Linked DNA regions of Mus musculus: regions 1 and 3 are each linked to region 2. The links are chromatin loops, found by intact Hi-C in ENCODE. Cell type or tissue: gastrocnemius. All regions are shown on one strand. Region 1 overlaps Bzw2 (basic leucine zipper and W2 domains 2). Region 2 has its middle 29 kb from the start of Agr3. Region 3 overlaps Crppa (CDP-L-ribitol pyrophosphorylase A).

Region 1 (8,000 bases), 210 kb before region 2:
CCCAACTGTGAGCCAAATTAAACCCTTCTCTTAAAGTTTCTTTCTCTCATATGCGTGGTCATAGCCACTTTTACAAAATTACAAGAGATATCAACACTCAAGTTTGGAAGATTGTTGACATGGTATTAATATTTTATCAACAGTAAAGCTTTTTCCTGATGGCTGTAGTGGTATTTCAGTGGTATTGGGCTTGCCTGACACACTCAAAGCCATCCCGGTTGCAATCCCCAGAGTAATAAAACAAACTAACACTTTCTTTAGTATCAAATAACTATTTGCAAAACTAAAGGTTTTTTTTTAACTATATGTTTAAAAACTAATGTATTTTTAAAAAAAAACTCATTCTCAACAAATAAGATCCTTGTGATATTGAGTAGGAATTATATTATACCTTTCTTTAGTGGGCAGGGGTCATGCATTCCCTGATGTACATACAGAGGTCAGGACAACTTGTAGGAATTTTTTCTTCTACTGTGTTGTTATAGGGATCAAACTCAGATTAGTGGGCTTTGCCTATTTACCCAGCGAGCCTTCCTGCCAGACCCACCATAGCATTTTTGACGAGCCTGTGAGTTGTCCATGAATTAGCTATATCTTGTCTAGTCACAGCTGGGTTCCACGTGTCTTTTCATCTCAGGAACAAGACTGAAGGATCTCCCATTTAGGACATTGTGTCTGCATGGCATAGGACAGAAACACAGGTCACAAACTGAAGCCCTCAGTCACATTAAAAACCTACCTGCAATTGGCCCCGGTAGAGACGCAGCTCAGTGGTTAAGAGTACCTACTGTTCTTGCAAAGGGTCCAGCAGTCATGTCAGGAAGAGGCAGTTCACAGCCACCTGTAATTCCATCTCCAGAGGCTCCAACGCCCTCTTCTGGTCTCATGTGCATATATCTACACTCTGACACGTGTGCATAAATACCATTTAAAATAAAAATTAGGAGAAAAAGTCACTGGCAAGTCTGGAAAATAGAGTAGGACATTTAGCCTCTGTCTGCAGCACTGAGGGAGGGGTTCTGTTGATCCACTTTGACGGAGAGGAAGTTGGCGATTGGGAACAAAGATAGAATCTATCACAACTTGCCACAAAAGACTCAAAGTCTGGTTTCTTAACTAGCTACAGGTTGGTTAATTAGGTCACTGGATATAAAAGTGCATCTGTCTTGAAAACACATGTCATTTAACTGAACTTACTAGATCTGCATGCTGTGGGAAAGAGACGCGTAGATTCTGTTTCTCCCAAGAGCTTCCAACATCAGTGGGGAGAGGAGAGGCTGCTTGTGGCGAACAAGTACAGGAGGTGCCTGAGATTTCCTGACTCAACCCATGAGACACTTGGCATCTGTTATATTCTCAAGGGAGTCATTTTTTGTTTCATGAAGATATGCAGCTAAGTTTTATGTAACTGTTCACAAAAATAGTGATGTTAGCTATTACTCAGCACTGTTACAGATGAAGGAAAAAATTGTATAGCTCAAGGGGAGAGGGGATGGAAGAAACTATTTCGAATCCCTAGAAAAAGGAGAAGTTGGTCTTTTATTTATTCATTGAGTATGGTATTGGCACATTGTGTGCCACGAATTTCTGGGAATGGGGATAATTGAAAGAAAGCAAATAGACCCTGGCTTTTATGAAGTAGCATTGACTTCAAGGGAATGGGCAACACAGAGATAGCGAGTGCAGGTTTGTTTTTAATGGTGAATTTGGGGTTATTGTGGTACTTGTCTGTAATCCTAACACTGGGGGGCTGAGGCTAGAGGATTACCATGAGTTTGAAGCTAGTCTTCTAGTATATTGCCAGATCAAAGCTACCTTCATGAGACTCGATCTCAAAATCAAAAACAAAGGGGAAAGTCAAGGTGAAACACTGTAGAGAGAAAATTACCTAGACAAAAGCTACAGGAAACCAGATCAGGCAGAATAATAATTAATACAGACTTTTTGGTAGTAAGGAAGGCCTATGCGATGAGGCTGTGTATCCTAAAACGACATCTTCATAAATGAACTGTATGGGAACAGTATGATTGGCATGCACTTGAACATAACATCAAATCCCATTTTGCAGTCACGTCTTCCTGACAAAGAGCGTTCCGTGGTTATACTGAGCTATGGAGCCAATGTTGACTGACCTTAGTGCCAATGGCACTGTCCTGAAGTATTTCTAGCTGTATCAGCCACATCAGCTGTTAAATTTATTGATGCATGTCTACTTCAGGCCTGCCTGGCAATATGGATACATGAGTAGGAGTGCCTGCTGCCGAGCCTGAGAACTGATTCCTCAGGACCCACATATGGAAAGACCAGATTTCCACAGGCTGTCCTCTGAGAGCTCACACAAGTGGGTCCTACAAACTGCACATATATAAACACACTTGTTAGATATAGAGAAATGACAAGAGAGAGAGAGAGAGCAAGAGCGCTTTTGTTTCTAGAAACACTTGCTTATTTTAAACAGTCTAAAGGAAATCCCAATTCAGTTGATTCTCTGGGAGGGGAGGGACCACTCCATAAAATGAAATTGGCCCCTTCCACTAAATCTGAAATGTCTTGGATGGAACTGTAAACACTAACACAATGATACTGTAAATATTAACGGTGAAGTTTCAGTGTGGTGGGAAGTGGTATTTTGATATGCATGCGCATTTGATAGATTCTCCCACTGACTCTGTTCTGACATAAAAATATATGAGTCAAGGGAAATTTGGGGGTGAAATAGGGGAAGGCTGAGGTTTAAGTCCTGGCCAAGCAGCCTCTGCTCTGCCCCTCTCCTCAGTGGCAGCCCCCATGACAGCTCTTTGTACTGAGTTGGAGATATGGAGCCTTTGGCAACACACAGGCAGATCTAACCAATGTAAAGTTTGTGCCCAGTTTTTAGACTTGCCAGCAGTCGGGAGAATGTGAGAGCTCTGTGAATTGCCTGCATTTCATAGTTAGCTGCTGAATTCACACAGGATTAGACGGTTATGAGAAGGTGCCAGGCTGCGTAGGGGAAGATGACGTGATGAAGATATCAAAGCAGCTATGGTGTTCTGCTCTTTTTATTGTTGTTTTACCAAAACCAAAAACAAACAAACCACACCATCAGAATAATGTGGTAAGCTGAGCAGTCGATGAGTTAAGTTTAGAATAGGTCTTGCCCAGACCTTAATTGAGAGCCACCATCATTAGTGGAGAATAGATAGCAAAGTCCACCATGGCTCCTTTACTGTATCCTTGGCTGCAGCATTTACTTGTGATGAGTGGAGGTCCCTGGGGAGGAGCGGTTTGGTTTTTTTGTTTTTGTTTTTGTTTTTGTTTTTTTTTCTAGTGTTTCCAATCATTTCAGCTTTACAGAAAGAGCCTTGTTAACTCAACGAAGGAAGCAGTGCAAACGGTTTCAGTTTCCTTCCTCTCACTTTAAAAACAATTTAAATACTGTTCAGAGTTTTTATCATATTCATGTGGTCAGGTGAATTTAGTCCTGTGCCATTGTTGATTAAAGCAAAGAAAAAGAGATGGGTGGGTACGGTGAACAAAGCAAGTTTGTCTATGTTGCTCAATACTTTATTTTAAAAGATGCTCACCTCCGTGACTGTATAGGAACACTTCAGTCCTCCTCAGCTGAATGAGCGATGTCACAAGTGGCTTTAGTATGAGAATCCCATCCTAATTTGAATAGCCTGTAGCTTACAAACCTCCTTTTCTCCTTCAGGAACTCTTCCCAGTGAACAGACAGAGTGTGGATCATTTCGCTAAGTACTTCACTGACGCGGGGCTGAAGGAGCTGTCGGACTTTCTCCGAGTCCAGCAGTCGCTGGGCACCAGGAAAGAACTGCAGAAGGAGCTGCAAGAGCGACTGTCTCAGGAATGCCCCATCAAGGAGGTAGGAGGCCGTAGTGAACTCCTGCACAACACACACAGATAAAGGGTAAGGGTGGCGCCCCTCAGCGAGCTAGGAGACCAGAGTGAACTCCAGGACAACATACATGGTTGATGGGTGTGGGTGTGTCCAGTGGTAGAGTGCTTGAAGAAGTATTTACGAGGTCACGGCTTACATCCCCAACACTGCAGAAAGCTATGCATGCTGAGGTGTGTGTGTCTGTGTGTGTGTGTGTGTGTGTGTGTGTGTGTGTGTGTGTAGAATTACACGGGTCATATAACATAAGCTTTCCCTCCCTCATATGTGTTACCATTCACTGTTCCCTTACTCCTAGCACTGAAGTTGGCTCAAGGTACTCACTCAAAATCCTATTTTATTATATTTTGGGCTATTCTAGAAATTGATGTTATTTTGGCTCACATTGCTTCCTCATAACCAGGCTGCTATGATTATCACACTGTTTTATCAACATATAGACTTGGCTGTCTGCTGGTAAAATCTCCCATACAGTGGCACTTCTATTGGATTGTCGATTCTCTACCTGGTGTTAAGCATTAACTAGTACTTAGTGTCAAGGCTGGGCATTTTGCATCACTGGATATAAATGTGTTGCTTGTTTCTATTTTCATGGTCCTTGGAGTCAAATCCAGGACTGTGCGCGTACACAGCAAGAGCTCCACCACTGAACTATCCTCCAGCACCTTTGAAGAAGAAAACAAAAATCCACACAGGGGAAGATCAGTTGGGCCAGCATCTTATTCACTCCTTTACAATAGCTGTGTAAAGGCTACAGGTTTTGGAACCATGTTTAAGCATAGTTTGCTATGTGTTAGATGGCAATAACTGTTTATACATCTGGAAAGGCATTCTTTAAGCTGGGGGAAAAAAAAACACCCTTTCTATATGATAAACTCAGGCTCTAGTGGGCGTTCCTCCTACTCCCAAATCCCTGCGCTTCAGCTGTATCCACTATAACTCCAAACCTTACCTGGCTTCTCAAGAGCTGGAGAAGCTTAGACTGGTAACTGTCCACCAGGTGGAGGTGTTAGAACAACAAAAGCTCGTGCATCCATGGTCTTACGGCAATTTCAACCATATTCTTCCAACTAGAGCTGCGCATGACTTTCAGGGCCCACAGGGTGAGGAGAACTACAGAGAAAACCACAGCCATGCTTTTAGATGTAGGCCAGTCCCCTGTTGCTATTCATTGAAGGAATCCCAGCCTCTAGTAGTTCAGCCACTTCTCTCTAAAGCTACCCAAGCCACTCTTCTATTTCTGAAGGTCAGCCCAGGAGTAAAGACAACAGTTATCTTCTCACAATAAGGGAGGTGAAGAGGGTGTGTTGCTAGTTACAGAATACACTGGATTGACGTGAATCAAGGAAAGAGAATTACAGGATTCAGGGTGTAGCTTGCTTGGTACATACGAGCCTTCAGTTTAATCTCAGCATCTCATAAAGCAGGTATGGTGGCTAATCTTCGCAGCGAGGCAGTGAAGAGAACAGTAGGTTCAAGGTCATCCTCATGTATATAGAAAGGTTCCCAGTCTGGAACGTGGGGAAGGGAAGGAGGAGGGTGCCTTTGCAGTCTGCAGTTTCTTTACCTATGGACTTTTCACTTCGACGGGGCGTGGGAGTCATCTCAAGAGTAGAAATTAAGGATACATTGTAGGGACTGGATCTAGGCAAGCCCGACACACCCATTGAGATATTTAATTTTAAGAGACAGAAAATTTCACAGACCTGTTGTTTACTTCAAACCCACGGAAAGTCGGTCTGATTCAAGTGCCCTACTCTACTGAACCCAAAGGGTTCACCCGCATAATGATTATCCAGGACACGGAGCCTTTCTCTTATTCTGTGTCACCTAACAGCTTTTGTCTAGAGCTAAGTTTAGGTCTTCTACTTTTCATTGATCACTTGAGGATGTGTATTAGAGATGGAGCAGCTGAGCCCAAGATTTCCCAGCCTGCCCCAAACCTTTTATTGGCCAGGCCTTTAAGAATAGCCCCAGGCTTTGTATTTGCTCTGCTGTTGCTCTTTGACTCTCTTTCCATGAAACCTAGGTGGTGCTTTACGTCAAAGAGGAAATGAAAAGGAACGACCTTCCGGAAACAGCTGTGATCGGGCTGCTGTGGACCTGCATCATGAATGCGGTGGAATGGAACAAGAAGGAGGAGCTGGTTGCGGAGCAGGCACTGAAGCACCTAAAGGTAATGGGCCTTTGAAGGGAGCCAGCTCTGAGGGTCAGGGGTCAGCTCTGAGGGTCAGAGGTCAGCTCTGAGGGTCTGGAGGACAGAGCCAGCACATTCCGGAAACCCCAGCACGCAGAAGACGGGAGCACAAAGATCAGTTCTAGACCAGTCTGGGCTACATGAGACCCTGTCACAAGTAATGAGAAACTAAAGAACAAGTGAATGCCGAGCCAATTTCCCCAGACCCAAATGAAAAGTACCCTGTCCACCCCTTGTTTTCCTTGCCAAATCTGGCGCTGCCTAAAATGTTTCAAATGTAAGAACATGAAACATCTCCAAGTAGGTTCTCAGTAAAAGACATCTGAAGGGTGCAGTCACCTGTAACATCATACATTAAAGAGAAATATGAACTAATTTTTGATATGTTCTATACCAAAAACAAAACAAAACAAAAAAGCCAAAATCCTTAAGTAAGCTATGAATAGATGTTAGAAAAGTAACTTGACTGTGTCATTTGAATATTTTGAGGTACAGATCCGCGTGCTCTTGCGCTAAGGTGACCATAGTAGGTCATGCATGTAGAGTTCAGTTAGGAAGTTGAGGTACAGATCCGCGTGCTCTTGCGCTAAGGTGACCATAGTAGATCATGCATGTAGAGTTCAGTTAGGAAGTTGAGGTACAGATCCGCGTGCTCTTGCGCTAAGGTGACCATAGTAGATCATGCATGTAGAGTTCAGTTAGGAAGTTGAGGTACAGATCCGCATGCTCTTGCGCTAAGGTGACCATAGTAGGTCTTGCATGTAGAGTTCAGTTAGGACGTTGAGGTACAGATCCGCGTGCTCTTGCGCTAAGGTGACCATAGTAGGTCTTGCATGTAGAGTTCAGTTAGGAAGTTGAGGTACAGATCCACATGCTCTTGCGCTAAGGTGACCATAGTAGGTCTTGCATGTAGAGTTCAGTTAGGAAGTTGAGGTACAGATCCGCGTGCTCTTGCGCTAAGGTGACCATAGTAGATCATGCATGTAGAGTTCAGTTAGGAAGTTGAGGTACAGATCCGCATGCTCTTGCGCTAAGGTGACCATAGTAGGTCTTGCATGTAGAGTTCAGTTAGGACGTTGAGGTACAGATCCGCGTGCTCTTGCGCTAAGGTGACCATAGTAGGTCTTGCATGTAGAGTTCAGTTAGGACGTTGAGGTACAGATCCGCGTGCTCTTGCGCTAAGGTGACCATAGTAGGTCTTGCATGTAGAGTTCAGTTAGGACGTTGAGGTACAGATCCGCGTGCTCTTGCGCTAAGGTGACCATAGTAGGTCTTGCATGTAGAGTTCAGTTAGGACGTTGAGGTACAGATCCGCGTGCTCTTGCGCTAAGGTGACCATAGTAGGTCTTGCATGTAGAGTTCAGTTAGGACGTTGAGGTACAGATCCGCGTGCTCTTGCGCTAAGGTGACCATAGTAGGTCTTGCATGTAGAGTTCAGTTAGGACGTTGAGGTACAGATCCGCGTGCTCTTGCGCTAAGGTGACCATAGTAGGTCTTGCATGTAGAGTTCAGTTAGGACGTTGAGGTACAGATCCGCATGCTCTTGCGCTAAGGTGACCATAGTAGGTCTTGCATGTAGAGTTCAGTTAGGACGTTGAGGTACAGATCCGCGTGCTCTTGCGCTAAGGTGACCACAGTAGGTCTTGCATGTAGAGTTCAGTTAGGACGTTGAGGTACAGATCCGCGTGCTCTTGCGCTAAGGTGACCACAGTAGGTCTTGCATGTAGAGTTCAGTTAGGACGTTGAGGTACAGAATCGCGTGCTCTTGCGCTAAGGTGACCATAGTAGGTCTTGCATGTAGAGTTCAGTTAGGACGTTGAGGTACAGATCCGCGTGCTCTTGCGCTAAGGTGACCATAGTAGGTCTTGCATGTAGAGTTCAGTTAGGACGTTGAGGTACAGATCC
Region 2 (8,000 bases):
AGATTCTGATTAGAAGTTGAGCAATGGTGGTTCAAATCTTTGATCCAAAACCTGGGAGGCAGAAGCAGGTGGAGCTTTGTGAGTTTGAGGCCAGCCTGGTCTATAGATTGAGTTTCAGGATATCCAAGGCTACAGAGAGAAACCCTGTCTCAAAAAACAGGGGGAAAAAGATTCTGACTAGAGGGTGAATATGGAAGGGAAGAAGATTTTGTGAAAACAACCCCACAGCCGAGCAGGGTTTGGCCTGTGTGAACAGGTAGATAGCGTTTCCTGAAATGAAATTAAAATGTTGGTATGTATCATATACTGAATAAAAAAAAATCACAAAAATCTATAAACTACAAAGGTTTCAGGATTTCCTCCGTCAACTCAGGATCTCTCAGAAGCTAAAGTCTACTTACTAGAACCACAGTCTGAAACTTCATCACAAAGCATTAAAGTGTTAAAATGTGTGACAGACATGGACTACAGGGAGAAGGGTAAAAACTCCACTGCTCTGTGGCTCTTGAGCTCCTGTGTCTTCACCATCAGCTGTTCCTGGTTTCTCTACACCCCTGACAAAGCAGGAAGGTTGCTTAGCCTGGGTTTATTGAAAGGAGTTGTTGCCTGTGTGTACGTGTGGGTTACAATGGCAGGGACAGATGCTCTTTCCCACTCTGCTTTGTCCAGTGAGACAGCCCTTGCTCAAGACAGGCAAGTTTATTACAGATAGACAACAAGAGCCCATTGCCTGGGATTCATGGAGAGCTGGTCCCCCACGCTCCGGAAAGCTGCCCCAGAGTGATAGCATCGTGTACATACATGTCTCATCTTGGGTTGCAGCCCAGCGTCTCAGGAAGTACTTTTCTACTTTGTCACCAACTAAATGTTGCATACCCTCTTATTCTGGGAGACATGAGGACATAGTGGAGGCTGTCCTGGTCCGTTCTTCCTTTTCTAATACACTGAGTTCACAGTACGTTCTACAGTCATGTTGAGAACTATAGTGAGACAAGGGAGATTTGGGGTAGCTAAGGCTACCTACAGACCTTCCTCCTACAGTAGGGCTATGCTGATTTTTGTTGAAAATGACCAGAAGGAGAATAGCAAGGTTTTGGAAGAATAGATGTAATTCTTATAGGCCCAGGAAATGGAGCTGGGGCTGGGGCTGGGGCTGGGGCTGGGGCTGGGGCTGGGGCTGGGGCTGGGGCTGGGGCTGGGGCTGGGGCAGGGGCTGGGGCAGGGGCTGGGGCTGGGGCTGGGGCTGGGGCTGGGGCTGGGGCTGGGGCTGGGGCTGGGGCTGGGCTGGGGCTGGGGCTGGGGCTGGGGCTGGGGCTGGGGCTGGGGCTGGGGCTGGGGCTGGGGCAGCACCATGGTAGAGCATGCTTAGAACACGTGAAAACTCTGCCTAGTCAAGAGTGCTTCGGAAGAGAATCCAAAGGCTTGGGCCTCTCTGAAGAAGCTGTACAGATGTCTCTATAAAGCACTTAGCCCTTGCTCCTGCCAGACCCAGGGAGCTGGGATCTGACTGGAAATAGTAGCTCTCATCTACTTCATTCATTCTCTCCCTTATCTAGCCCCCACTGACTCTGGAAAAAGTGACTGGATAGGAAGTAGAAGGAGATAAGAAAATAAAGTTCCAGAAAAACATCTCCCCCCCCCCCCGCCCCCTCCACCGTGGACAACTGGAGCCAGTTAATGAGACAAAATTTTGATGTTTAATTAAAGAAAGACTTTGATTCATATTTTCAGCTAAACATGTTAATACTTGCAATTAGGGTGTGTGTTAACTTTTATCTAACTTTTATTATAGAAATGTGTACTATCTATACAGAAAGAACAGGTCCCGCTGTTCCTTCAGGGGCGTGAAGGGCCATGCCTTGTCACTCAGTCACCAGGATTTCTAGGAAACGAATGTCTATTTACTTAGAAAGCAAGTGTCACATTGTGCTTTGAATGTGAGCTCTGCTGGTTGCCGCACCAGAAGTGATAGTAATGGGGAAAAAATGGACTATGGTGGAAAGGCGGTGTGGACGGAGTGGGGTAGAAGCTGGGCCCCTCTTTTGGGATCTCTTGGGATAGCCTTGTCCAGTGCTCATTCCATGACACTTCTGTGACCTGCTATCTCTGTCCTAGGACAAGCCTGAGGTGTTTTTCTCTTCCCGACTGTGTCCTGACATCCCATTAAAGAGGTAAGATGTTCTAGTCTCTTTCCTGCTGCTAAGACAAACACCCTAACAACCAGCAACTTAGGGGGAGAACAAGCTTGTTTTAGCTCCAGATTCTAGGATTCTATTCATCTTGTGCAGGAAGTCAAGGCAGCAGGAACTTGGGAAACTGTTCACATCATATCCACAGTCACGAGCAAAGAGAGAATATACTGATTATTGCTTGTTTGCTTGCTCTCAGCAGTTTTCGCCTCTCTTCTGCTATTGGAAACCTGCCTAGGGAATGGTGCCACCTGAAATGGCTCAGTCTTACATGAATTAAAACTCCCCCAACCCCACAGGCAAGCCTACAAGCCAACCTGATCTAGATAATTCCTTGTTAAGAATATTTTTCCAGGTGATTGTGGACTGTTACATTGGCAGCTAAGCCGGCACTGATGTCATAGGGCTGATGTTCAGGTGTGACCGTAGAGAGCTTTATGAGAGGGACAGTGTGAAACTGGCCAGCGCACTACTGTACTGTCTGTCCTAAGTACCAGGGTAAGTATTCACCTAGCTGAAATACTGTCCATGTGCTCAGTGTTCCTTCTCCCAGGACAAATGGTGACTCGACTCATAATGGGAGGCCCTAGTGCCAGGAGCTGAAAAGCCTCAGTTAAGCCTCAGGCCTGAGTAACAATTGCTTTTAGAAAGAAAAGAGAGATGTCTCATGTCCATTTAATAACCTTCATAGTTGACTACATTGGATCTGCGTGTCAGACTTAGAACGTTTGGTTGCTCCTACATCACATAAAACTTTTCAAATTTGCACTCTGTATGCTTTTTAAAGTTCAGAATGGGATCACAGTGGGCAAAGATTTTTCTATTTCATAGGGCAAAAGATTATCTGATCACAAAAAGGTCAAATTTTAGATATGCAAATTGCATATCTCTTTCTCCCCCTTTCACTGCTGGGCAGCCCCGCTCCTTTCTTGAGATTCCCCTTTACACAGCCTAAAGGTCTCTGTCTACAGGGGTGTGGGAGTGTGGCTCCAGGTCTTTGTGAAGCTCTGTTTGACTCCTGACTCCAGACTTTCCCCACAGGAAAAAAAAAAGGTCAGACTTGTTTTCGTTTTTAAACAATCTGTGTGATTTGAATAGAAATGGCACTGAAGGTGGAATGAAATTAGCATTTAAAAATCCCCTGAGCCTGTTCAGTCCTTACTACAATCTACTACACTTTCACCAATTTAGCTCTGCCTTTGAAATGCTTTCGTGCTGTGGTTAAGCACCAGGGAGCCAGGCTTGATTTTGAAGCGTGATTCTCTTCATCAATGGGGTATGGGACTTGGGTAAAAAAAAATGTAACCCGTGTGAGACCCGATTTTCTCTTTGAGAAGCGGGAATAATAACGTCTGAGTTTTCCAGGATTAAATAGATAGCTGTGTGTGAAGCTGCAATCAAGGACGATATACAGGAAAATAACCCAGTCCGTTCATAACGAACCCAGTTTATTAAGCTTACGGATAATATTTGAAAAGCTATTTCTATGAAGTGATTCCATTAACATTTGCGGAGGATTTGAGAATTTTAGGGATTATCTACTGTCACTAACAGTGACATTTATTCCGATTAAAACAAATCATTTCAAATGTCCTATGTAATTGAGGGATTAAAGAAAATGGCTTTTGTGTTTTCAATTTCAAAGATACGTTCACAGCGCCACCTGCCGATCAAGAGGATGAACGGCTTTTGGTCTATTTTGATAGGCAAAATAAATAAAATGCAAGAGTGTTTCCCTTGGTGTCTTTCTCAATACACTCTGTCATTTGCTTGAGAAATTTACATTATTTTTGCAAAGATCTGTAATGTTCTTTTGAAGTATCAAATATCTATTTATCTCTTTACTGACTGGACCCCATCATTGAGCCAGTTTAAATGGTGGGGTCAAATTATCAAATTAAACTAGTAACATAAAAGGTCAGGTGATCTGTACTGAGTATCTCTCTTCACCCAGAGGCTAGACCAGACAGACTGAACAGACGCATGCTAATCATTGGCTTTTACTCCATTGTAGAAAACATTCTCCAGCCCCAGGCTGACCGTAACGTTCATGTGAGGTTGGAGACTTTGAGAGACTACTCGGAGAATCTGGGTGTCGTTCAGCCAAGACTTGACCACTGTGGGATAAGAACAGCCCAGGTCCCAAAGGCACCAGAAGCACACACAGCCGGGTGCAAGGTGTCTATTGTATCTGTAGCAGAATTGTAAGTTGAAATGGTTATTATAATGAAGACTATATACGTCTTCTAAATTACAATGATACAATGTTATAAATGATGGACATGGTTATTACATATACATCTAATCAGAAACACACAGCCAACACCTAACTATGGATTACTATTAGCACACCCTTGGTATGCTTTACATATCATTTCAGTTTCTGTTTATGTCACCGCGAGTGTGCATATGTGTTTATATACATGTCACATATATAAGCAAATAAATGAACAAGTGTCATGAAGTACTTTTTCCACAAACTTTTTTCATTATTATAAAATTCATATACAAGGAATCATTCTAACCACCCAGCAGAGTGCAATTGTGCATTTCGTATTTTCAGAGTGCTATGTAGCTGTGTGTGACATATTTCTAGCACTGTTTACCACCACAAAGTAACTTATATACCCACAAATAGTTGCCCTCCCCCATTTTCCTCAAGCCCTGGGCAAATTCTGGCCCACAGCTTTGTATCTCTGTGAATGTGCTCATTGCTGCTGTTTTATGGAAGTGGGTTTATACACTGTATAGCTTTCTGTGGCTGCTTTCTTTCCTATAGCAGTGTTTTCAAGGTCCATGTACTTGGCAGTGTGTATCAGTTTTCAGTCTCCTTCATAGCTAAGTCACATGCCATTGCACATCTATTCCCAAACCTGTCTACCCACTCATGGATGGTTCCTTATCTGCACTTTTATGGGGTTCTGACTATCTATCGTCCCTATGAGAGCTGTGCAGGTGTCATTTGAATGCCTCTTCTGTGACCTTTGGGTATATAGTTAGGAGTAGAGATTGTGGCTGTATGCTGCTCTGTTCTAACTATGACATTCTGTCAAAGTCTAAATTGCCAAACTCTTCCCTGTGGTGGCTACCACGTATTGTACTACCAGTATTGTATGCATGCACTGTGCCTGTCTTCAGTTCTAATGTCTTTTGAGCTCTCCCGAGGCTGTGAGGTGGGTCTCCCGCTGTACTTTTGGTTTTCATTGCCTCAATATCTAATGACACTGAACATACTTTCATGAGCTTATTGGCCATTTGCATATTTCTTTATTGGTGTTTTGATTCAAGTCGTTTTCCTTCAGTGATTTTCTAAAAGATTAAAAACTAAGACCAGGAAACCCTGACTGGGCTCTGTGAGGTTGCAAAGAACAGAACCTTCTCATTAAATAAGGTGAGGGAGCCTGGGTCCATCTCAGCAGCTGCTCTGAGTCTTGTGAAGAGCTGGAATGCTACTTACTATTGTTCATCAGTTCAGGGGTCATTTGAGGCCTGGCTCGGGTCATGGTTGCTATGGAAACCATGGGGCAATGTGAGGTCATGGTTGCAGGAAGCTGCTGCTTAGTGCTTCTTTCTCTCCCATCTCATTTGTCTCCCATGCTCCCTCCCCGCCCCTTCCTGCTCCCTCGCTTTCCACACCACTGGACTCTGGTCCTTGCATCTCTGAAGCCATACTGAGGTCACAATTTCCAAGAGAGGAAATGATCCCTTTGGTTGGTCACTGTCCATAACTGGTATCTTCCAGGGCTGGCCTTTTGTGCTATATAGTCTCATGGTCATTGAGTGGTTACAGGTGTCCCAATTAGCGGAAGCCACACCAACCCACATCCTACCTGTGAGGGGCTGACAGGACACTGCCAAGGCTGAGGCAAACATGGAGGCTCTATTATGGGTTATCCATAATTTACACACATATCCCTTTTGATATTGTAACAAGTATTTCATAGGAAGGAATTGGCTGCTGTTACTTCAGGAGCCTCAGAGGAGGCTGTCCTGTTTCTCTAGCTTTTGGAGGCTACTGTCTTCCCTTTCATGTAGCACTGTCACTCGCTCCTGCCTCTACCACTATGTGGCCTTTTCTGTTTTTTGAACTTTCCATGTTCCCTTCAAATGGGTCCGTGTGGTAGCATGGCTCCCTCCTGGATATCTAGGAGAGTCTCCCTGTTCGGGGATCCTACCTATACAGCAAAACTCTACTGCCCTATTACATAGCACCACGGTTCTGAGGACTGACTCTCTATTCTTGAGGAGAGTTATTTGTCAGTCTACCACAAGGTCTCTGCAATTAAGAAACGACACAGTCAAGATTTTAGCCTTAATGTACATTGTGGAACAATTCAGAAAAGTCTGTGCAATTGGAAATGTCTAGTGTCCTTTTGCCATTTTATTTTCTGGTTTGTAGCTTATGATCGCTCCATTGCCTTAATTTAATATGTTGGAAATGAGCCATGTCTAACACCGTCTAAGGGGTTTTTGTTTGTTTGTTTGTTTGTTTGTTTTTGCAAAATTAATGAGGTAGATTTTTCACAGGAATCAAACCGTTGTAAAGGTCGTTAGACAACCCTGGGGGGTCTCCTATTGCTGGTGGATTCATTAATATTTAAGAGGCTGCAGTGTGTTAGGTTCTTCTGAATAAAGGATGAGTGGTTAGCCCACTTCTCCTTCCTAGAGAGCTGCAGGGCCTGATTCTCAGAAGCCACTTTTATGCCGGACTCTGTTTCTCAGTCGGATCACTTCCCATGAGATTTGCCTTTCCCCACACGGCTCCTGCTCTCAAGACACTGGAGACAGGTCACACTGTGTACCTGCCAGAGGTGTTCGACTGCGACTGCTTAGACTCTCTAATGCCAGCTCATGTTGGAAAAAATGGAAAATGGGGTGGGGTGCTACCTATACAGAGAGATTAAAACACCTCAGGGTTTTCTTCTTTCTTCCTTCCTTCCTTCCTTCCTTCCTTCCTTCCTTCCTTCCTTCCTTCCTTCCTTCCTTTCTTTCTTTCTTTCTTTCTTTCTTTCTTTCTTTCTTTCTTTCTTTCTTTCTTTCTTTCTAAGTATATTTGTCTAGGGAGTAGACAGGAAGTGAGGTTTATTTGAAATGTCTTAGAAATTCAAAGTATTAGAAATACTGGTGAAAAGATTGATTTCTATTTCTACTCAAATACTGTTCCAGATCCATGCCTGGGACCTACTAGAATCAGAAATGTTCACATGTATGCATTTACACACACACACACACACACACACACACACACACACACACACACACACACACACACAACACTGCACTTTCACTCTTCTTTTAGGTCATGCTTGTCCCTGCATTGTCTCCAGGCACCATACACAAAATGTAAGCACATGGAAGTTGCCTTCTGGCTGGGGTCATGCTTTGCTCCCTGATGCCCATCCATGAGATAAAGTGAAGCTAGCTTGCCCAGGCCTGCCAATGGCCTGGCACTTTGCTGTAAAATCGTTCTTTCCTTATCCTCCTCAGCTATGATTCATTTCTCTGAGCAGCACAGCTCTCTTGAGCACAAGCTAACTCATCCCTCATTCTACCCCAGGCATGGTAGAAGAGTTCTGTCCTAAAGAAAAAGCCAACATTCCATTTTTAATGAAAAACTCTTCCCTTTTGGAGACCTCAGTGTTTAGTTGGAGGCCAAGGTCACAGGCTGACTTCTTTCAGGGGCTGTGTGATATGCTGGCTCTATACTCCATCTGATTTTCTCCTTCTCCATCATTTGTAAGAGATGATGGCAACCTGATGCTGGCTGATGTATGTCTGCTGGAACACGACCTGCAGAGCGAGCTCCCACCC
Region 3 (8,000 bases), 770 kb before region 2:
AAATACTTAGCAGTCCCTCCGCTAATGATGAGATAAACTCAGGGGAAAGCAGAAAGGAAATCCTCCGACTTATTTGATGGTTATGCTGCAGAAGCCCACCTAATCTACTTTTGAAGATAGGGTAAGATAGATATGTGTTAGGGTTTTCTATTGCTTGGGTGTTTTGTTTTGTTTTGTTTTGTTTTTCGAGACAGTGTTTCTCTGTATAACTCCGGCTGTCCTGGAACTCACTCTGTAGAACAGGCTGGCCTCGAACTCAGAAATCTGCCTGCCTCTGCCTCCCAAGTGCTGGGATTAAAGGTGTGCGCCACCACTGGCTGGCCTATTGCTTGGTTTTGTATTGTGCAAATTAATCATGTAGTCAGATAAATAGGTAAATGTTATGAATATGTTCATAATTACAAATTATAAATAAAACAATAGACCAATTAAGCATCAAAGTGAATTTACATTGGAATTTACAAACATAAAATAAACTGTATACTACATTTAAATAATTGAAATTCAAAACTAGGCAACCCTTTCAAACATGCCTTTAACTGAAACACCTCAAGCACATAGACTTGAAGCAACACTGACACATTGAAAACTCTGTGGGATTTAAGCAAAAATGTCTTTAAAAATAGATCACACAATAAATTAGATACAGCTGGAGAGTGAATTATTAAAATTAAAGTAGGAATTGAGGACATTATGCAAAAAAATCAGAGAAAACAACAAAGAGCGGCAGTAAGGAACTCAGAATACACAAAGTATTCAAACATACATTTAATAAGTCCTGTACAAAGGAATAACAGATATAAAGGGAAATGGTTTTTAAAGATGTATTGCTGAAATTATTCTATAGATTCACGAACAGATGAACACTGGGTTTTATAACCCAGTGAATCTTGGGGTAGATAAAATGAAAATAAAAAATCCTACAAATAAATATTGTGGAAACATCGGGACACTAAATATGAAGAAAGCTTTAAATTAGCTAGTCAGAACACACACACACACAGAGAGAGCGAGAGAGAGAGAGAGAGAGAGAGAGAGAGAGAGAGAGAGAGAGATCAACAGTTGTACTGACAGCCATTTTTGTCACTTCAACAATTGAGACAGGAATAAAATGACAATTTATTTCAAGTTATAATACAAAAGTGAAAACTAACCTTCTCTCCTAAAGCCACCAAACTATACACAAATGCTACTTTTAAAAAATTATAATAAAACAGTCTCTGTCAGTTGAGCAAAATACATTTATTACACTAAAAAGTCATAGGGGGGTAGGTAGGGCTGGAGAGATGGTTCAGTGATTAAGAGCACTGGCCTCTCTCTTAAAAGACCTGGGTTCAATTCCCAACACCCACAAGGCAGCTTACAGCTATCTGTGACTAGAGTTCCAGGGGCAAAACACTAGTGCCCATAAAAATAAATATATTATTTAAATTAAAAAAGAGTCACATACAAGAAAGCAGACCTCAGAATAAAACTCTAGGAGGTAAGAAGATATGCAAAATAAAGTAATAATCTTAAAATAAGTATATGGATATAAAATACCAAACATTTTCCAGGAAATAATTATAATAACAGGTAAATATATAAGATAATTAAAATTTTAAAATCACAATATTGGATAAAGAAAATGTCACTTAGAAAGTGGGAAATGATAGTAAAATAAAATGCATTAAAAAGGATGACATGAAGAGGGACTGCTAGCTCCAGATACATATATAGCAGAGGATGGCCTTATCTCACATCAGTGGGAGGCAAAGCCCTTGGTCTATGGAGGTTTGATGCCCCAGGTTAGAGGGATGCTAGAGTGGTGAGGCATGAGTGCATGAGTGGATGGAGGGGCACCCTCATAGAGACAAAGGCGAGGGGAGAAAGGGGACCTGAGATGGAGGGCTGTGGAGTGGTAACCAGGAAGGGGGATAACATTTGAAATGTAAACGAATAAAATGATTAATTAAAAAGGGTGACATAAACGAAGGCTAGTTAAAATACTAATTTTAAACATTCATATAAATATGGATAATAAATCAAATTGTCTGGAGGTAAGATGAGAAACTTCTTAATCAGAAGAGATTTAGTAAAGGGGCAACGAACCACGAAGGCCACCCTCCAGGTAGCTAAAGCCAGTAGCAGTGGTCTCAGTATTTTCTCCTAAAACAAGGAGAAGATCAAAAAGACCAAATGAACCCGGCCTCCTGAATACAAAAGGATGATGTGAAAATCCTGAATGTCAAAATGACTTAATTAAAGGAAAAAGAAAACGACGGGGCACTAAACTGTAAAAAGTTCCCATGCCACTAGAGAAGGAAGAGAAAAATGAAGGGTGGAGGCTGATCTAAAGTCAACAACAACAACACACACACACAAGAAGCCCAATAGAGATGAGGGAGGACATCACCTTCATAAAGGGGAGGGGCATAAAACAGCCCTTGATTTGACTGACAGCCTTCCCCTGGAACAGAAGAGCGCAGAGAGAGGCAGGAATTTTTTTTTGCAGCTGGGTACTGACGAGAAGCTAGAGCAGAAAAGCTAGGGTCCAGAAGAACAAAGAGAATTAAGCAACTGGAAAACACACAACTTCCACTAACTTCACTCAGGACCGCGTATTTAATGCCATTTGGTTCTGCTGCTGTAACAGAAGAGGGCAGCATTGATTTAGGTAAACAAGGCAAGCCCACAAGGAGGATGAGAGAATGTAACACCTACAGTTGTCACACAAAAGAGAAAATATTTGACCAACTCTACTATCGAATTTCCATCGAGGAAATTAAAGATAAAGTAGGAGACTGTAGGGGACACCTCAGTCTGCAGCGCACTGTCACATAAGCCCGACATTCTTGTTGAAAATGAACATACTGAGGTCATTGATGAGGAAACTATCTTTCAGTTGCCAGGATAAAATACTGACCAAATCCAACTTGGGGGAGGACAGGATTCATTTACTTTACACGTCCACATCACAGTTCACTGTCAAGGAAAGCCAGGGGAGGGACATAAACAGGAAGCTGAGAATTGAGGCAGAGGTTCCCAGACAAATGCTACTTAGTGGATTATTTCTCCTAGCTTTCTCAGCTTCCTTTCCTATACAGCTCAGGCCCACCTGCCCAAGGGTGGCCATGCCTACAGTGGGCTAGGCACTGTATTAATTAGCAATCAAGACAATGCTCCCACAGATTTGCCCACAAGCAAATTGAGTGGGCTTATTTTCTCCTCTGTTGAGAGTCCTGCTTCCCAGGTGTCTTCAGTTTATGTCACATGGCGGGAGTGGGGGGGGGGGGGCATGGCAACTAACCAGCACAGAAACCTAACTGGCCATTTTACACAAAATAATTATCTGATATTTGTCCTACTGGAGACTGAACCATGGCTATGTAAGTACGGAAGATTCGAGTCTAAATCGCTGGAGGTAGCTTAAGTCAGGCATGGATGTATGCAGTGCACAAAAGCCCAGACCTGGCTGTGTGTATGAAGGGGCCTGTAGGTGGCAGTGGAGAAGATGACAGGAGAAGATGACAGCTGGGGGCTTCTGATTACCAGCCTAGCTGCAAGTTCAGTGAGGTACCCTATCTCAAGAGTGTACAACAGAGAGGGATAGAGCAGTAGATTGGACATTCTCCATAGCTTCCATACTCCCAACACACACACACACACACACACACACAAACACACACACACACACACACACACACACACACATACTTGCACGTACAACTTATATATGCAAAACACACATATAAACACACACACAAAAATCAACAGTGAATATACAGACAAATAATATTTTTCAAGTGCATGCCCATGAAAGGCCAAAGATACGCCACAGATTAAAGCGGTTGACAAAACAAACTGCAACATATGTTTTCAAAACCTAAAAAGGGAGATGGATCCTACTTGAAGATTAAATAATGGAGTCACATCAATATTAACTTCCTGATTTGCGTACAAAATTCTGCTTCTAGGGTATGCATGAGTTCCTTGTATTGTTCCTACGTTCTTTTGGTAAAACTGAGATGTTTTGAAGATGAAAAGTAAAAAGTAACAAAAATAATAAAAAGGGAGAAAACAATTTTAATTAAAATGTTAAGAAAAAATCCTCGGCAAAGGCAAACAACCAGGTGAACAAAATAAGTCCAAATATAAATGCACAAAGTTCATAGACAGAAACACAAAATTTGCCAGGTTGAATTAAAAACTAAAAGCCACCATGGGAACACCAAAGCAAAGGGCTGGATTTTACAGGACTAAAAGACATTCATAAGCCAAGCTTTTATCAAAAGAAAGTCTGGCTCTCTGTCATCACCAGAGGACTTTAGAGCAAGTAGATGTCACTGATGTGTGAGTGTGTGTGCATGTGTGTGCAGGTGTGATTCTCCAATCACAGGCTTTGGGTGTTTAGAACAACCCAGTCCATTATGGATTAACCTGATGGGCCCGGAAGGCATCCATGAAAAGACAATGCAGGATGTGTGAGTGTGGGTCTAAACACACAAGAGTCATCTGCAAATGAAACAGGAGAATCAGGAGAATGGGAAACAATCCCTAAGAACCACAAAGGAAAAGTGGGGCTGGCTTGGAGTTTAAGAAACAAAACAAACAAACAAACAAACAAACAAAACCCTTATTACATATTCAATAGAAAGAAATACAAAGAATTGCCATTTTGTTGAACTTGGGATTTTTTAAAAGAACTAAACAGACTCAAGGGAACTTTAATTTCCTCTTCACATGATAAGGGTTTGATGTACGCTTACAAACCCTATTTTTATAGAATTATTGCTTGCATTGCTTTGCGTTATATCCTATTAAACTGTCCATATCTATCTCTATAATGGATCTGCTTTTCTTTAATGCTAAAGAGAAGTCATCCCAACTGAAGAAAAATCAAAAGGCAACTAGGTGGCCTGTGCTTGCACAGTAGCAAAGACTTTCACCTCCTCAAGCCGCCATTCTCTTTTCAGCCTTTTCCCCTCATGACTCATCCAGTTTTAGCCAGTGTCCCCTACCCTCTCTACCTCATCAGTCCAAAACCTGTCTCTGAGTTTAGCCACACCTCCCCTAGAGAAAAGCTAATCAGCCAGGTTTGCTTCCAGCAAGAATTTTATCAAATTCACTGAACAAAAAGCCCAGGCCTCTCTTAATAATTTTGTTGTTGTTTTCTGTTTCAGTTTTGGTTTTGTCATTGCTGTTGAGCATAGACCTATCCTGTAGCCTGGCCTGGCCTGGCCTTAAACCCATTTTGTAGCCTAGGGTAGCCTCAATCTCCTCATAACCCGCCTGCCTCAGCCTCTTGAGTGCTAGGGTTACAGCCACAAGCCCAGCTTCAAGTTAATGTTACCCAAATCCCATCAGTACATATGACAGATAGCAGCGTTTGAATTTTACAAATGGAGAGAAACTGCAGACAGCTAGAATCAAGCTTCCATTCACTTTGTAGAGCACAGTCTCAGAAGACAAAAAGAAAAAAAAAAAAACTATGACATCACTGTCTCCTCGTCTGTATTCCCATCCTTCCCACTTCCCACTTCCCCTTCCCTGCTTTCCCAGCGCGCCCACTGCTGGGGCATGTTAGGCTCAGGCGGTGGAGGCCTACTCCTGCAGTGGTTCATGGGATAAAGTTTCCTTAACTTCTTCAGTGGGCATCATTTTCTTTAGCATTAAAGAGAAGCAACTCTATTTATAGAGATAAAGGTGGACCGTTTAAAGGGATAGAAAGCAAAGCAATGCAAATAATACCTCTACAAAGATAGGGCTTTTCAATGTACATTAAACCCTTGGTATGCTGAGAAGGAAATTTAAAGTTATACTGAGTCAGTTTTCACACACAAGGTGATCTATTTTAGATCATTACTAGTTTTAAATTAATATAAAATCAAATGTGTCTATAAAAGATGAAATACTAACAGTTAAACATGATTATATAACTCAAAACCCTGGGAAGAGGGTATCAGAGTATAACAAACCGCATGAGGAAAATTCCAGTATTCAGACACTTATTCCAAGGAAAGGAAAATAGCTTTTCTAAAGCTTTATTATTAATCACTGAAAATTAGAGATTCCAACCAAGAAGCCAAAACTACAGAACATCAGTATTCAATAGCAGTGCGAGAGTCAGTCCTAGCACTGAAAGCATGCTTCTAGATGACTTCCCTGCCCTTCCCCAATAAGTATTGCTCTTACCCATGTCGTACTTGAAGCCAAACTTCCTGCTGTGTCCTAGGTTTATAGGTGTGAACCTGGGTAGGTCCATAATGTGTGTGTGTGTGTGTGTGTGTGTGTGTGCACACGCGTGTGCGCGCACGTGCATGGATGTGCACACCTGCAGGACAGAGTCTTTAAAATAATATCAAATATAACTGTTCATTTTAAGAATCAGCACCAGAAAATTTCCTATGTGGTATAACACATATTCACAGCTCCATAACCATTCTCCACAATTGACCAAGCTCAGTTCTGTGTTATGGCATTGATACAAACTAATGAGAGAACTAAATCCCCAGGGTCCATAATAAATCCCTAAGAGGAGAGGTGAAACACTCACAAGTCAAGGATTTGTAACTTCTAGACAAAAGCTAGAAGTACATATGGTTTCCCAAATGATAAGGGAATAAAAGGAAAAAGGAGCCTGTAAAACAGATGTAGTGGACTGAAAGCAAATATTTACTGAGTCAAAATGTCATTTTCTGTTATAGTCATATGGGCATGCATATACATTACAAAGGTAGGCAGGAAGCCTTGTCAATGTCAGAAACTGTCAGGCACAAGGTGATAAGCCATACGGGACAACAGATACCAGAGCCCAGCAAGCAGAGCAAAGGCAAAAATAAAAATTTAAACCAAACACGCATTGATTTGACTGTCACGGTTGATGGGGTTTGGCAGGCTCCCTGGCAGGGTCTGTTTTATATTGAGAAATAACAAACGTCTGCTTTCTCTGCCGACATGTTTGCAGTGAGGTGTAGGACACAGGAAAGACTAAGCAACATTTAATTGTTGCTCCGGCATTAGAATAAGCTGAAAAAGATCTGGGCAGAACACAGAGAGCAGCACATTAGGATTCTCTTGTGGCATCCTGGAAACCCAACAAAGGAAATGTTAACATGTTTTCCATTCTCTCAGCCGAAAGCATAATTCTCCAGTTTCCTGGATATACTAATTTCATAAAGAATAATTTAAGTGTTATATAGAACACACACAATCAAAAGGAAAAGACAGGCTGCAAAATCTTTCTTCCTTTTAATTGTTTATTCATTTTGATTGGGATTGGAAGGCCTTTAAAAAAAACAATAAATGCCTGGCAGCTATAAATAATTAAAATCTAGCAGAGCAATAATAATTACAAGAAAGAAAGTGTCCATCTTGATTATACACATTTCCGGTGAAAAGAATGGGAGAGACTACCACATACTGAACAGTCAGCTATGAAAGCAAAAACAGATAGTAATCATTATAGGGATATAAGGAAAACAGCTGCCATTCCAAGGTCAGAGGCATAATTTCTATAATTACCCACAACAGTCTTGTAGAAGTATATTCTTGTAACAAGATGAACAGTTTATTTCCAGGACTTAAAACAATGCAAAGACAGTTTGCACCAGGATGTGCCCTGTTCAGGTTGGTATCGTTTGGATAGTCAGTGAGTAAAAAAATATCACAGGTAAGAAACAGACTATTCAGAGCAAGTACGAGATCTGTAGTTTGCCTCATTTATTTAAAGTTAGTGTATGTTAATCACACAAAATAAAAATAACTAGTTTCATTGTGAACTATTCACGGCTTCACCTGCTGTCCTCTGATCACGGTCACCCCCATTACTATCTTTCCTCCCATACCATTACCATCTCTTACAGTCTTTCCTCCCATTACCATCTCTTACAGTCTTTCCTCCCATTACCATCTCTTACAGTCTTTCCTCCCATTACCATCTCTTACAGTCTTTCCTCCCATTACCATCTCTTACAGTCTTTCCTCCCATTACCATCTCTTACAGTCTTTCCTCCCATTAC

What was found. Hi-C counts contacts between places; a loop is a spot of excess contacts. Peaks named below come from ENCODE experiments on the same cell type or tissue, not always from the same donor. Only the 100,000 strongest peaks of a DNase experiment are listed, where the experiment ranks them.
Region 1: a loop joins it to region 2, with 7 times the contacts of the local background. A loop is called at or near these places in 14 of 42 quality-filtered maps.
Region 3: it touches region 2 in a loop (7-fold over the local background); 18 of 42 quality-filtered maps call a loop at or near these places.

What each region holds. Positions count from the first base shown.
Region 1 is chr12:36,105,570-36,113,569 of GRCm38, reverse strand. It overlaps Bzw2 (basic leucine zipper and W2 domains 2), which reads left to right. Exons shown (of 12, transcript NM_025840.3): 8 at 3,695-3,865; 9 at 5,928-6,074. Among named protein-coding and RNA genes, the nearest start is that of Bzw2, 47 kb to the left of the region's middle. In gastrocnemius, CTCF peaks have their summits at 887 (motif pointing left) and 4,899 (motif pointing right); a DNase peak (open chromatin) is centred at 6,125.
Region 2 is chr12:35,892,239-35,900,238 of GRCm38, reverse strand. No RefSeq gene overlaps it. Among named protein-coding and RNA genes, the nearest start is that of Agr3, 29 kb to the left of the region's middle. In gastrocnemius, a CTCF peak has its summit at 3,859 (motif pointing left); DNase peaks (open chromatin) are centred at 3,406, 3,844, 4,283, 5,711 and 1 more place; H3K4me3 peaks cover 703 bases; H3K27ac peaks cover 369 bases.
Region 3 is chr12:36,665,816-36,673,815 of GRCm38, reverse strand. The region is part of intron 9 of Crppa (CDP-L-ribitol pyrophosphorylase A); the gene reads right to left. Among named protein-coding and RNA genes, the nearest start is that of Mir5099, 150 kb to the left of the region's middle. In gastrocnemius, a CTCF peak has its summit at 2,634 (motif pointing right); a DNase peak (open chromatin) is centred at 3,502.